Regions from separate parts of the Homo sapiens genome. Here region 2 is linked to region 1. A link is a contact called in ENCODE Hi-C or POLR2A ChIA-PET data. All regions are on one chromosome and are shown on one strand. The core of a region is the stretch at or near the end of the contact, and the rest is flanking DNA. Distances in the headings are between cores, read along the strand shown.

The links. A loop is a pair of places that touch in the nucleus more often than their neighbours do. ChIA-PET counts read pairs that join two places held with the same protein, here RNA polymerase II (POLR2A). Pooled maps may share reads with other maps.
Region 2: a loop to region 1 is called in a pooled map, with 2.3 times the contacts of the local background. The contact joins two enhancer-like sites. A Hi-C loop is called at or near these places in 4 of 168 maps with a recorded cell type or tissue (CD14-positive monocyte, PC-9, ascending aorta and 1 more) and 4 of 50 pooled maps. POLR2A ChIA-PET finds 5 or more read pairs at or near these places in 5 of 52 experiments (AG04450, BJ, GM12878 and 2 more).

Annotation. Positions count from the first base shown.
Region 1 is chr10:13,870,189-13,877,072 of GRCh38, reverse strand. The region is part of intron 2 of FRMD4A (FERM domain containing 4A); the gene reads left to right. It also overlaps the pseudogene NUTF2P5. Among named protein-coding and RNA genes, the nearest start is that of FRMD4A-AS2, 120 kb to the left of the region's middle. RefSeq lists an enhancer at 5,622-6,275. Within about 2 kb of position 2,817, at least 3 of the 41 ENCODE cell types and tissues checked have a DNase peak (open chromatin) inside an H3K27ac peak, as active enhancers do; they include ascending aorta, where a contact is called at or near this core.
Region 2 is chr10:13,921,948-13,928,831 of GRCh38, reverse strand. All of the region lies in intron 2 of FRMD4A (FERM domain containing 4A), which reads left to right. Among named protein-coding and RNA genes, the nearest start is that of FRMD4A-AS2, 66 kb to the left of the region's middle. Within about 2 kb of position 4,296, at least 6 of the 41 ENCODE cell types and tissues checked have a DNase peak (open chromatin) inside an H3K27ac peak, as active enhancers do; they include ascending aorta, where a contact is called at or near this core.

The sequences.
Region 1 (6,884 bases), core at 1,568-4,067:
GAGAGCCCATTCCCCAACTCTTATCTATGTGGCTTCACCCATCACTGAGGGCAGATCCACATTGATTCTGCTTGTCACATAGGTATGTGAATGACAAATAATGCATGTGTTCCTGAGACTGGCTTTTGGGGCATATTTCTACAGAATAGGCAAATTAAAACATATTTCACTGAATGCAAATTAATTTATATAGTACCTATATTACATAATTGCCCTTGAAATTATATATATAAAGATATATGCTATTTAAATATATATTTATTATTCATATAAAATATTTATTGTGTGCCTATTATGGCAGTCACATCATTCTATTTTAATCACACGTATTATTGTTTTAGTATCAATAAAATGTTTACAACTGTGAAAACTTATTGTATAATAAGACCCATAGTTGTAAATAATACTGTGTCTCCTTCCATTGATCACAACATAAGCAAAATTTTTTTAAAATTTCATTTAAAACGACAGATTAAACTGGACACTGAAACAAAGTAGGCAAATTCATGTTACCAGAAAGTGTTATTAAGGTTCTTGGTTACTGAGCACGTGAATTCTCTACCAAACCAGCAACAGATGCCGGTAACTCTTCTGCACAGAATTACATTTTAAATAGGGGATGTTCGACCACACATTTATATGAGAAAAATTGGTAGCATCAAAAAGTAGAAAAATGCGTTTGTGCCTATCAGTCTGTACTAAAATTTTTGTAAGCTTTCTGAAGCACTGAGTGAACGTTGTAAAAATTTGTTTCACCAAACCACATGTAATATTGTACCAAGGAAACATCACAAGTAAATACATCAGCTATCAGAATGAATATATTTTCTTGGAACTCTTTGTTTCTAGCTGTGCCTATATATCCATGCCTTATACATCACAACTTATTGGAGAGGAAGGGAAGGGATCTTAGAGTCCGTCTGTCCCTGAGTTCTGTAATCCTTTCTACAACTTCCCTTGCTAAAGTCTCTGGTCCCTTCCTGATGATTTGCAGTGATAACGGGGCAACCCATTCCATTTTGAGCAATGATGCTTGTTCAAAAGTTCTTCCTTCCATTGAATCCGAATGTATCTTCTGGAATTTCCCCTCATTGGGTCTATTTTTTGCCCACCAAAGCAAAGTTAACCCACCTTCACTTTATACACATCAGATTAGCAAGTTCCCCCGAACCCCCATTTGGGTAAGCCCAGGACAGTCCTAGTTTATACCTGTTCTCTCTATATAATCAATAATAGCCTCCCTTTTGCCTCACAAGTATCTGGTATGGCCAGTAGGTTGTATGGTCACGCTACCACTAGAGCTTGTGATATGTAGGCCACCGATGCAGCTTTTCCCTCAGTCCTGGGAAGTACTGGTTTCTGGACCTTCACCCGGTCTAGTTATCCTTCTTTGGTCTCTCTCCCATTTCTTTCATTTTCTTGTATAAAATATGGTACCCACAATTGAATACAGATTTCCAGAAGCAGTTTAACCACAGTAGAATGCAGGGCACCTCTTAATTCCCTTATTCCGATGCTGGGCTTCTAGCACGTGCGTGAAGAGTACGACACAAAACTGTAAACAATATGACCCCAACTTTGACATTTGAAGCTACCATCCGAACCTCTTTGCCCTCTGTAAATCTGATATGCATGCCTGCTATGTCCCTTTACAAATCACTGGGGGGAAATACATGGATTGAGGAAGACAAGTTCTACTTTAATATCACTTTGCAGTTTTCCAAGTGCTTGTGGATCTTGCTGTTGCAGCCCTGTCTCCAGACTCCCCTCATTTTGGCCTCATGATGAAATTGACTTGAAAACAGTGCTCAGTGGCTATTTCCTATTTCAAGCGATTTAGCCATCCTCACTCAGACGATTAGCTCCCCCTTCTTTGTTTTCATAAAGACGGTGTCCAGCTGTATTTCTCACTGCTTCCTTCTCATCCGCCACGGTGTCCTTCAGCTCTTTGCCTGGGTGACATTTCCAGAACATTCTATGTTCTCTCCCATTTCATCCCTTCTTACCTCATGTTGCTGTGTTCTGCAGATATCACTCCTTCCCTGGGGTATTGACGGATCCACCAGGTGTGAGTTAGGGTGTCCCCCCGTCCCCATCCCATAGCATCTTATACTCACCCCTGTAGTCACACTGATCACTCTGCAACAGCCTGTTAACTTGGGTATTTCCTCTACAGAACATAGAAGTTCCTTAAGTATAGGAGCAAAATCACATTCATCATTATATACCTAATAAGATCCCTGGCACATAATAAAGATGCTATAAGCACTTGAGTGAACACATTGTGGTGAACATTACTGTGAATAATTCTTTATTCTATTTCTCTTGTTTCGATGGGGAAAATTCCTAGAAGAGAAATGACAGAGTCCAAGGATCTGGACTTTTTAGCTGTTTGCATTCTATTTCCTGGAAGGTGTTAGTGGTCTTCTAATTAAGTTGTAATTATCTACTAACTAAATGATTTTATCTTTAATATAGTAATTCCCATTATAGTTGTTACAATACCTTCCTGAAATTTACATTAACTTTTTACTTTTGCTTATGGGGCCTTGTGGAGTATAATTTATTGTTTAGAATGATCTTTATGGTAGTCAAATCCATAGTTTTTTCCTTTTTGGCTCATTCATTGCTTTTAGGCTTAGAGAAACATGGTAAATAATCATCTACCTGGTTTTAAAATTTAACTTTATAAACTACCTGGGATTTATTTTGGGGAGAGAGTGCAGTTCATTTATATTCCTTTCATTTCCCTCTTGATTGAGAAGAGTGAAACAAACAGAAGCTGAATTGTTCAGCAATTCCTCTTTTTTTTTTTTTTTTTTTTTTTGAGACAGTGTCTCACTCTGTCACCCAGGCTGGAGTGCAGTCGTGCAATCTCGGCTCACCACAACCTGCGCCTGGCAGGTTCAAGCGATTCTCCTGCCTCAGCCTCCCAAGCAGCCGAGACTACAGACGTGTGCCAACAAGCCCAGCTAATTTTTGTATTTTTAGTAGAGACGAGGTTTCACCATGTTGGCCAGGCTGGTCTCAACTCCTGACCTCTGGTGATCCATCTGCCTCGGCCTCCCAAAGTGCTGGGATTACAGGCATGAACCACCACACCCAACCAGCATCTACTTGCTTCAAACAATATTTCCATTCCCTTCCTTGCTCTTCTTGCTTTGAACATATCTTTAAAGGTTCTTTTATTGTCCTTAGACTTTCCTTGTTTTAAATATCAGTGTCATGACTAGGTACGGTGGCTCAGCCTGTAATCTCAGCACTTTGGGAGGCCAAGGTGGACAGATCACCAGAGGTCAGGAGTTGGAGACCAGCCTGGCCAACATGGTGAAACTCCATCTCTACTAAAAATACAAAAATTAGTGGGGCATGGTGGCTGGTGCCTGTAATCTCAGCTGCTCGGGAGGCTGAGGCACAAGAATCACTTGAACCTGGGAGACAGAGGTTGCAGTGAGCTGAGATCGTACCATTGCACTCCAGCCTGGGCGAAAGAGCGAGACTCCGTCTCAAAAATAAATTAACTAATTTAAATAAATAAATGTCAGTGTCAGCTTTCCAACTCTCTCCCTGTAAACTTGTAGTGCACGAAAAATGCTGGAAATATTCCTCATACACACTTTGTTCTACTACAATCTAGTCTCCTTTGCGAGTTCTCCAGCACACATCCTGTGTTCTTCATGTCTCAATCTTCACTTCCTCATTTAATTTTATCATGTGATCAAAATTTTACGTTTAAAGTCACCATCCCATATGAACTATATTTTTTTAGATCCAGAGAGTCAAACTTATCTTTTTTTTTTTTCAGCCTTATCTTTTTTTCTAGGCTTTTAAAAACTGTCTGTCTGGGGTCTCCATCTAACTATTCTTTTATTTTTTTATTTTATTTTATTTTTTTTGAGACAGTGTCTCTCTCTTTTCACCCATGCTGGAGTGCAGTGGTGTGATCTAGGCTCACTGCAACTTCCACCTCCTGGGTTCAAGTGATTCTTCTGCCTCAGCCTCCCAAGTAGCTAGGACTATAGGCGTTCACCACCATGCCCGGCTAATTTTTGTATTTGTAGTAGAGATGACGTTTCACCGTGTTGGCTGGGCTGGTCTTGAACTCCTGGCCTCAGCTGATCTGCCCCCCTCCGCCTCCCAAAGTGCTGTGAGTCACTGTGCCCAGGCTCCATCTAACTATCCTTTTCTACTCTAAAAATTCCAAGTACAGTCATCAAAACAAAAGAAAAGGTAGATACTTGCCTTTCCCTTTGAAAAAAGCCTCTCATTCTACTCCAAACAAACAAACGAACAGACAAAAATATAAACAACCTCTGTCACTCATACTGAAGCCAGAGCTCCATGTGGCAAAGAACAGGTGTTATTTTCCATCTTTCCTCACTGTTCCCCCAGGGAACAGTTGGATGTTAGGTAGGTGTGTACTTTCTGGCCACTTCTTGCATGTTCTGTTTCTTTGGGGTTTACACCTCTCCCAGCTGCCCTTGCAGAACGTCTGCGTGAACGCATGTGCTGTGAATAAGAATTACGTGCATGCGTAAGAACCTGGACATTTTCCCACACATCGTGCATGGGTATTCCTAAACCTCCTTTCTTAGGCCAGCTCCTGTATTTCTTACATCTGCTCTCAACGTAATGAGTGCGGGTGCCACAGGATGGCCCTGGGAACCAGTTACTGGGAAAAAGAGCTGGGCTTCTAAGCGTCCTGTCTGAACGAAGTACCCTCCTCAACAAATGACCAGTGCCCCCAGAGCTTCATTTTGTGAAGGCCTGGCACTTGCTCAGTCCCTGAAGACAGCCATCCCAATGCCACCTGCCCAGAATTAGCCTCCTCACCCATCCAGAGCCACAGGAGACCTGGCATGAGGGGACAGAGACCTGCAGCGCCCCCGGGCCTTCCTATAGGAGCAGGGAGCAGCAAATCAGATCAGGGCCTGACTCCACTGTGTGTAGGCGGCAGTCAGTGGTTCAGCATTCAGCGTTCTGCACTTTTTATGTGCAGCGTTCCTCATCACAACTCTACGAGGTAGGAATTGCTGTCATCTCTGTTTTATAGATTACGGAAGGAGGCCACGTTGGTGAAGTAACTTCTGGAGGATCACACTCAGCTAGGAAGTGGTGAAGCCAGGATAAGCCACAGCCCCGGGTGGCCGAGCTCTGGAGCCTGGCTCTGACCCACCGTAAGCCCCGGCGGTGTGGCTCAGGGAGGGTAGCAAGGGAGGCACAGTGTGTGGCTCAGACCTCTGGGTCCCCAGGTAGCTGGAGGACAGGAGTGGGATGTGTGCCTGGAGCCTCCTTCCCACGCTTGGCATCCCCAGCAGTCCACTGAGTCTGCGAGATGCAAGAGGATCTAACAGCTGTTTAGAGCCCCCTGGCTGTCCCCCGTGCCCTTCTCTGCAGGCCAGGTCTGGAGAAGGCCTGGAGTGGCAGAGCAGGGAGAACCCGGCAGAGTCAGCGGCTTCCTCAGTCTTTTGTACAAAGCTAAACCTGGGGAAGGGGAAGGTGAGGTGGTCTTTATTTTTTTAAGGAAGATGTTCGTGGTTTTATTGTTTCATGAGGCATTGAAACGGATTCTGCACAAATCAGTATCTGTCCAGTGGGGTAGCTGGTTTCTCCTTCACTTCTTTGGGTTACTAGAGCAACTTGTCAGATTTTTTTTAAAAAGGAACAACCATTCCAAGGCATGCACTGTCACAACACAAACTCTTCCTGTCAGAGGCCGCTGGTCCGGTGTCCAGACATCATGCAGGACACCTTGGTGGCAACAGTGCACCGTGTCCGCCCCCACACAGCCCCGTGCATTTGTGTATAGTATCTGGTGTGTCTGCAGAAGCGTGAATAGTATTGGGAAGAGGAGGGAGAAAGAAACAGCGTGAGTGCCTGGCTGGGAGGAGGTCAGTGAAGTCGTGCAGGGCAGGCCTGAACATGTCTGTCATCAGGGCGAACCCAAGCATCCATTATGTCCTTTCATAGGAACATCTGGTGGAGCCCCATAATGGGGTCTTCATTGGCATTTGGCTGGCTCACAAGCATGCTGAGGATGCAGTTAGCTGGTGTGGGCTGACGGTCCTGCACCATGATGCTATGCTGGATTTTGTGGAACAGAAGGCTGGATGGCTTCTTCACAATGGCAGCTTTCCCCTCGAGCTGCTCTCCTTCCCGCCTAAGGCGTGATATGTCAATGTAAATTGTGCTGAGTTGAGTTCTATTGTTATAGAACTCAATAACTGAACGTTGAATGAAGATGGGTCCAGTCATCTCCCACATGGGCTTGCCTCCCGTTCTGGAGTGTCCTCAGCCTCACTGAGACCCAGGAGCTGGCATGATGGCAGTGGCGGCAACCCAGCACGGTCTTGATGTTAGGTGTCCTAGCAGGAGGGGAGGGGAGGGGAGGACGGAGCGTGACAGCCCAGGGTAGCTGCCAGATAGTGCTGTGGACCTGCCTCTCAGGAGGAGAAGGTGTGTGGCATCTTTCTCTCAAGCCAGTAATCAGCAAGAAACAGGACCACGGCTCCTTGGGTCACCTGTGTCCCCAGCACCGGGCTGAATGCATGGCGTAGAGGAGACCACAGCGATGGGCTTTGGACTTTGAGTGAAAAATGTGCCTCCAAGCAAAGGTAACAGCATGGGCCAGGCCCCACGGCAAGGGAGAGGATGGTCCTTGGAGGAACAGACTCTAAAAGTCCCAGGTGGCCCACTCTTGAAACTGAGAGGAGCGATGGGAAGGAGAGTATTTGAAAAAAAGGGATCTGGTGAGGTGAGGCCGATGTCAGAGAGCCTGTTATCCATGTTCAGACAGTCGTCTTTCACAGATGCTAGCAGCAATATGTAAAGAAGGAAGAATCTCACTCTGCACCCACAGCAGGACTGGCCTCTGGGGCCTTCAG
Region 2 (6,884 bases), core at 3,047-5,546, 50 kb before region 1:
AGAAGTCCCCTGTAACTTGTGCCCACTGGGCCGTCTGTGCTGGCTGAGTGGCCCAGCCAGCCCCTAGCACTGGGGCAGAGGGAAAAGGGATGGGGCATGACTTTCAGCAGTATCTCCTCTCCTGCCCAGGGACACCCCCACATATCCTCAGAGCCACTGCCAGCCAGCCTTAGCACAATGCCAAATCACGAACAGGCCATTAAGGAGAATATATGATCTCCATTTATCACTGACTGTAAAAAGAAATGAAACAGAGCAGCTAAGTTAAAAAACCAACTGCTAGTCTTCTAGTAAGGGTCTTTATCTTTTTAATCCCACGGCTTTAAAAAATGTGCATGTAGATCATTTGCCAGGATATAAATGCCAATCCAAATACTTGTGTAAATAATTTAATTTTCATTAATTAGAATTCAGAGTTTAGGATTTTTTCTTTAAGTAGAAGAGAAAAACAAACTTGGTTTGCTCAGAGTTTGTTTTTCTCTTCTACTTAAAACAAAAAAAAAAATCCAGCTAAAGATATGTTAAGTAAGGCTGGGCCTTTCAGCACTTTGGGAGACCGAGGTGAGCGGATTGCTTGAGCCCGGGAGTTGGAGACGAGCCTAGGCAACGTAGCAAGACTTCTTCTATGCAAAACATTTAAAAAGTTGGCTATGCATGGTGAAATGCACCTATAGTCCCAACTACTTGGGAGGCTGAGGTAGGAGGATTGCTTGAGCCTGGGAGGTCAAGACTGCAAGGAGCCAAGATTGCACCACTGCACTCCAGCCTCAGCAATAGAGTGAGACCCTGTCTCAGAAAAAAAAAAAAAAAAAAAAGGTATGTTAAGTATAACTATCCTTTTCCTCCCAGCTGAATTTCTCTTTTTAAAAATGGATCATTGAGCTATAATTTTAAATTCTAAATACAATTCAGTTGAATTCTGAAAATGGACTCTAAAAATAATATCAAGGAAAAAAATCTGTTACATTTCTTATGAGCTCCATCTTAACTTACTTGCTCCAAATGAACTCAAGTTTCTTGAATTTCCAACACTGCCAACTACTTTAAAATCTAAAGATCAAGTTGTGTTTACTTTCCATATGTTGTTATGAAATGATGGCCTTCTCTTCTGTATGGACAGTCTCTACACATTTATAGAATTTATAGTTCTGGCATTTACTATCATGCTAGCATCACTTGTGGAAGAGGACAGCCTAATGGAAATAACTAGACTCTCGTTCTGATCGTTTCCTCATGCAAAGGGTATTTTTTGGCTATTTTAAAATTATCTCCCAGCTCCTTGTAGAACTTGTACCCTGAGAAAAGGCAGAAACCACTTGAATCCAATTGAAATAGAAAATTCTTAACTTCTTGAGTGCTGTAAGAAAAATCAGATACCAATATATGATTCAGTAAGCTGTAAAAATCAATCTTCAAGCACTGATTCATGGGCAGCCATGAGTTTAGAGGAGTCTAGGTTCTAGAAAACATTTCTATTATAGTAGAATCAGTTTTTCTACATAGATGGTTTTACATGTTAGGGGAGCAAATGATGACACTGGGCTTCATTCTCAACCGAATTTTTTTTTTCTTTTTTTTTGAGACGGAGTCTTGCTTTGTCACTCAGGCTGTAGTGCAGTGGCACGATCTCAGCTCCAACCTCTGCCTCCCGGGTTCAAGCGATTCTCCTGCCTCCACCTCCCCAGTAGCTGGGATTACAGGTGTGTGCCACCACGCCCAGCTAATTTTTTCTGTATTTTTAGTAGAGATGAGGTTTTACCATGTTGGCCAGGCTGGTCTTCAAGTCCTGACCTCAAGTGATCTGCCCGCCTCAGCCTCCCAAAGGGCTGGGATTATAGACGTGAGCCACCACACCTGGTCTCTAAACTGAAAACTTAAATGAAGGCTTGGGTTGGACTCTTAGGACTTGGAAGAACTTGACCATGTTACCTTCTTCGGAAAGGTGGGAAATCCAATCTGTAGGAATAAAGATAGAAATTCCAGAAGTGACCCTCAGTGGAATTTATTTTTCTGCTCTAAAAGTATGTGGGTCTTTTAGGCGTCTTGGCTCTGTTCATTCTGTGTATCCTTGTACATTGTCGTGTAGGGCACATTTTTCTTATTTGCTTGTATAAGGACACTGTCTTAAGTAGAAAACATGAAGACCAGCATGGTCAGTGAGCCCTGAGTGAAACAAATGTCCTGTCTTACTACAATCAAAACTCTGTTTCAACAGCAGCTGGTGGACCAAAAGGAAATACTGTGCTTTCTGCTAGTGTTTGAAGGAGATGACATTATAAAGCCTGCAAGTAAATCTCTAGCAGGCTTCTTATCTTTGCCTTTGGCTTCCAAATTGCTGACTGATCATTGGGACTGCTGTTGTGTTGCTTTTTATTATGGACTGGAATTGCCTTGGTTATTGGCTTGGCACTAATCAATACCCATCACAAAAGGGAATAGACAATGAGATCATCATCACTCCTCCTTCTCCCAGGCCTTAAGGGGTCCAGAAACAATCACTCCCTACAGTAAAATCTCAACTATCTGGACCAGTCTGGCTGCAAATAACCCCAGTGATGAGATTTTCACTGATTCTTCTAGGAATCTGTGTTCACAGTTGGCCAGGGCAGGCTGACAAATGTTTTCCAATACACAGCCTCATTTTCTCTTCTGTTCCATTTCTTCACATCACTTCTAGTTAATGCACAATATACAGAAGCAGAAACAGGTCAAAACTGGGTTGAATATATTCCCCTCGTCTGTGGTTTTCAAATCTCTGCAGCCACGAATTTCCTCCTTGAACCACACACGATGAACAGACGCCTAATAGGAGAAATAAAAAGTTGATTTCCTTGAGCAGCAAATTTTTAGCACACACCAAATTCAATCAATCATATAAATGTACTGATTGATAACTTGAAATTGCATGAGGTAAAGGGAAATTTTATACTAAAAAAAAAAAAAAAAAAGAGCCAGGTGCAGTGGCTCACCCCTGTAATCCCAGCACTCTGGGAGGCCGAGGTGGGCAGATCACGAGGTCAGGAGATCTAGACCATCCTGGCTAACACGGTGAAACCCTGTCTCTACTAAAATTACAAAAAATTATTCAGGCGTGGTGGTGCGTGCCTGTAGTCCCAGCTCCTGAGGAGGCTGAGGCAGGAGAATTGCTTGAACCTGGGAGGCGGAAGTTGCAGTGAGCCGAGATCACGCCACCGCACTCCAGCCTGGGCAACGGAGTGAGACTCCATCTCAAAAAAAAAAAAAAAAAAAAAAAAAAAAAAAAAAAGCGTTTCACTACAATAGAAACTTTCACTGGGCCCGATATTGTTACACTGAAAATGGATTTTAAAGAAGGAACAGAAACTAAAATTAAAGAGCATTTGCATGCTGCCTTTTGTGCAATTAAATTTTTCTGGGAAAGTGGTTTGAATGACCAAGAACAGAAGATAAAGCGATCACATTCAGGAGGTTAAATTTTTGTACACAAAAGTAAATATACAAATACTTTTGATTGATAATAGAAGTGGTGATTAGAGGGAATTCTTTGTTTAATGTATATCTCCATCTGTTTTGGCCCAGTGGTCAAGATCAAGCCCCACCATTGGTGCAGTCAGTGAATCTAAATTCTGATCAGGAGTGGGATAACCCCACCATCCCTGTGATATCTCTTCCTTGAAAGAAGTAAGTGCAGATCTTGCCCATTGTGCCACCACAATTGCAGCCTGTATTAATGAAGAAATGCTCCAGTTGCATTCTCTCTTAAGTCATTCTTTTTTTTTTTTTTTTTTTTACACGGAGTCTCGCACTGTCACCAGAGCTGGAGTGCAGTGGTGCAATCTCGGCTCACTGCAACCTCCGCCTCCCAGGTTCAAGTGATTCTCCTGCCTCAGCCTCCTGAGCAGCTGGGATTACAGGCGCCCGCCACCACGCCTAGCTAATTTTTTGTATTTTTAGTAGAGACGGGGTTTCACCATGTTGGCCAGGCTGGTCTCGAACTCCTGACCTCATGATCCGCCCGCTTCGGCCTCCCAAAGTGCTGGAAGTCATTCTTTCAACAGATGTCTGCTGAACACACTATGACAGGTACTCTTCTAAACATCAGGGATAACGCCGAGAATAAAACATGTCCGTGCCCATGCTCAGGAAAGTTCCATTTTAAGAGGACTTAGGGTAGACAGGAAATGAACAAATATAAAATCTGTACTGTGTCAGATGATAAGTAACATCATGAAGAAAAATAAAATAGTCTAGGAGGATGGAGAGTAATGTGAAAAGAATGTGGTTTTGACTGAGTGGTCAGGGACTGCTTCTCCCTGAGAGAAGTCCTTCCTTTATGGCAAGAGATGCTATCTGGGGGAAGAGAGTCCCAGGCAGAGGGAACGGTAAGTGTGGTGGCCTAGAGGTGGGAGCATGGCTTTTCTGATGACTGGGAAAAAAAAAAAGGAACGAGAAGAAAAGTAGGCGGAGATAAGATGGGGTAGAAAGGAGATTTCCAAATAATGTTGATTTTTTAGGCTGGCCCATGCACTTTGGCTTTTACTCTTAATTAGATGAGAAGTCATTGGAGGAACTTCAGCTGGAGTGTAATGTGATCTGGCTTACGATTTTAAAGGATTACTCAGGCCATGGCATGGACAATAGACTGAAGGAGGCCATGTTCCACAGCCTGAGTCATTTTTAGCCATTCCCTCATTGGGCAACAGAGACAGCATGTCCATGAGATGGGCACATAGTATAAAAGTGGGGAATAACAGCTTCAAGATCTTAAAAAGCTTCTTCTTAACTTTAGATGCGCAGCTGAATTGCAGCCTCCACTGCCTCTCCCCTAGCCACGGCCCACCCCAACCTGATGGTTGATCCCTCTCACATGGTTTGTCATTGACATGTGGCACATGCTGCCTCTATCATTACATTGCTTTGTGACTTGCAGGTTTATTTTGTCTATCTCCCCTTCAATACTGTGCCAACCTTGAAAACAGGGTGGTGCCATGTTCACCTCTCCATTCCTCCCCAGGGCTGGCACATCACAGAGACTCAACCATGCTTCTTTGCATCAGTGAATTCTTTAGCAATCTGTTAGGACTAGCTAGCACCAATAAGATGAAATATCTTAAAGATCAACTGCTTATGTATAAGATAAACGTGGCCTACCTTTACAATAGTCCAGGTTTTAAAAAAAAGTCTGATTTTTAGCAGACCTTGAACTCGGTGTGAGGCATTACATGTGGTATAGCTGTTCTTTAAAAAAAGTGATGAAACCTTATGGTAAACATAGGTTTGGGCCATTTGCCGATTAGAATAAATGTATCATAGCATATACATGATGCTGTGCTAACATACCCGGTTTATGTGTGTGTACGTATGTGCACACATGTGTGAGCAGAAGCATTGTTTCCTCTTTCATCAGATAAGGGACCTGCCCACAGAGCCTAAGTCTAAAGTTGTGGTACTAGTAGTTTGGAAGGAGAAAATGTCGCACTCAGGAACACTTGTATGGAGGTCGGGTGCTTTAGTTCCTTGACATCATAACGGTCATGGGTTTTGTTGACACCTGAAGAAGAAAGCTGTTTATTTACATATACACTGTAGATTCTCCTTAGATGAAAGGGATTTGGCCTTAAACATCATCTTCAAGGAAACATATATTGATGCTTCTAAGATTCAAACAAAGAGACAGAGATTTTTGAATAACATTGCCCTGGAAAACCTCACTCGATACAGACCATCCACTCTAGGGTTTCCCACCATGCTGTTTATTGTGTGTCCAAGGTGTGTGTTCCTTATTACTTCCTTCAGGAAAATACATGATTACCCTAGGTTATCATTATGGACTGAGCACATTTTTTTCTCATCCCATTTTCTCACTTCTTACAAGCATAATTTAACCAAAGAATGAACTACTCACAGTTGCTTATAATCCTGAATGGCAAATCAATCCTGCCATTTGAATACAGTCTATTTATTGCAGACAATTACTGTAGTCTGAAGAAGTCATAAATAGACAGACATGGCAGAAATAGTCAACATTTCTGTCACATGCCTCATTGTAATGATTCAGCTCTACTATGTCCTAGAGAGAGAAAAAAAAATTTACAAAGCACAGAACTTGTGGGTTTCTAAATAATTTTTAACTGGCACCATACGATGCTAATTTTGTCTCCTGTTTTGGCATTTTCTAGTCAGAAGCAGTATGATCTTGTCATTAGAATAATAAAGCAGGAATTTTGCCCTCTAGTTCAAGTAGAGGTTTGAGCAGGAGGAGAGCTTTTTATTTTTAGAGCAGACTGCACTTACCTCATAGCTAGAAAATAATCACCTGTAATCTAAAAAAATAAACCACCTGTATACTACTTCTATGTACTTTTACATGACCTTAAACCAGTCATTTAACCTCTTTGTGTTTTACTTTCTTTTATAAAATAAGAGTTAGACCACATATATTTTCTGGCTGTATAAGATCATTTAATACTTGCCATAATACATGTACTGACATTGATCTTAAAGACCATTGCCTGTCTTTATTTACGTAGTACCTTCTATTTTTTTTTTTTAATTCTTCACTGATTATCACCAATGTAAGGGATAGACAGATGAATTGTCACTGTCATCATGAGCTGGGGCTGCAATAACAAAATACCATAGACTGAGTGGCTTAACCAACAGACATTTATTTCTCACTGTGCTGCAGGCTGGAAGTCCAAGATCAAGATGCCAGCAGATTCCATTCCTGATGAGGGCTCTCTTCCTGGCTTGCAGACGGCCACCTTCTTGCTGTGTCCTCAGGTGGCAGAGACAGAAAGCTCTGATCTCTCTTCTTCCTCTTCTAAGGGCTCTAGTCTCAACATGCAGGCTCCACCCTTAGAACTCATCTACACCTAATCGCCTACCAAAGGCCTCCTCTCCAA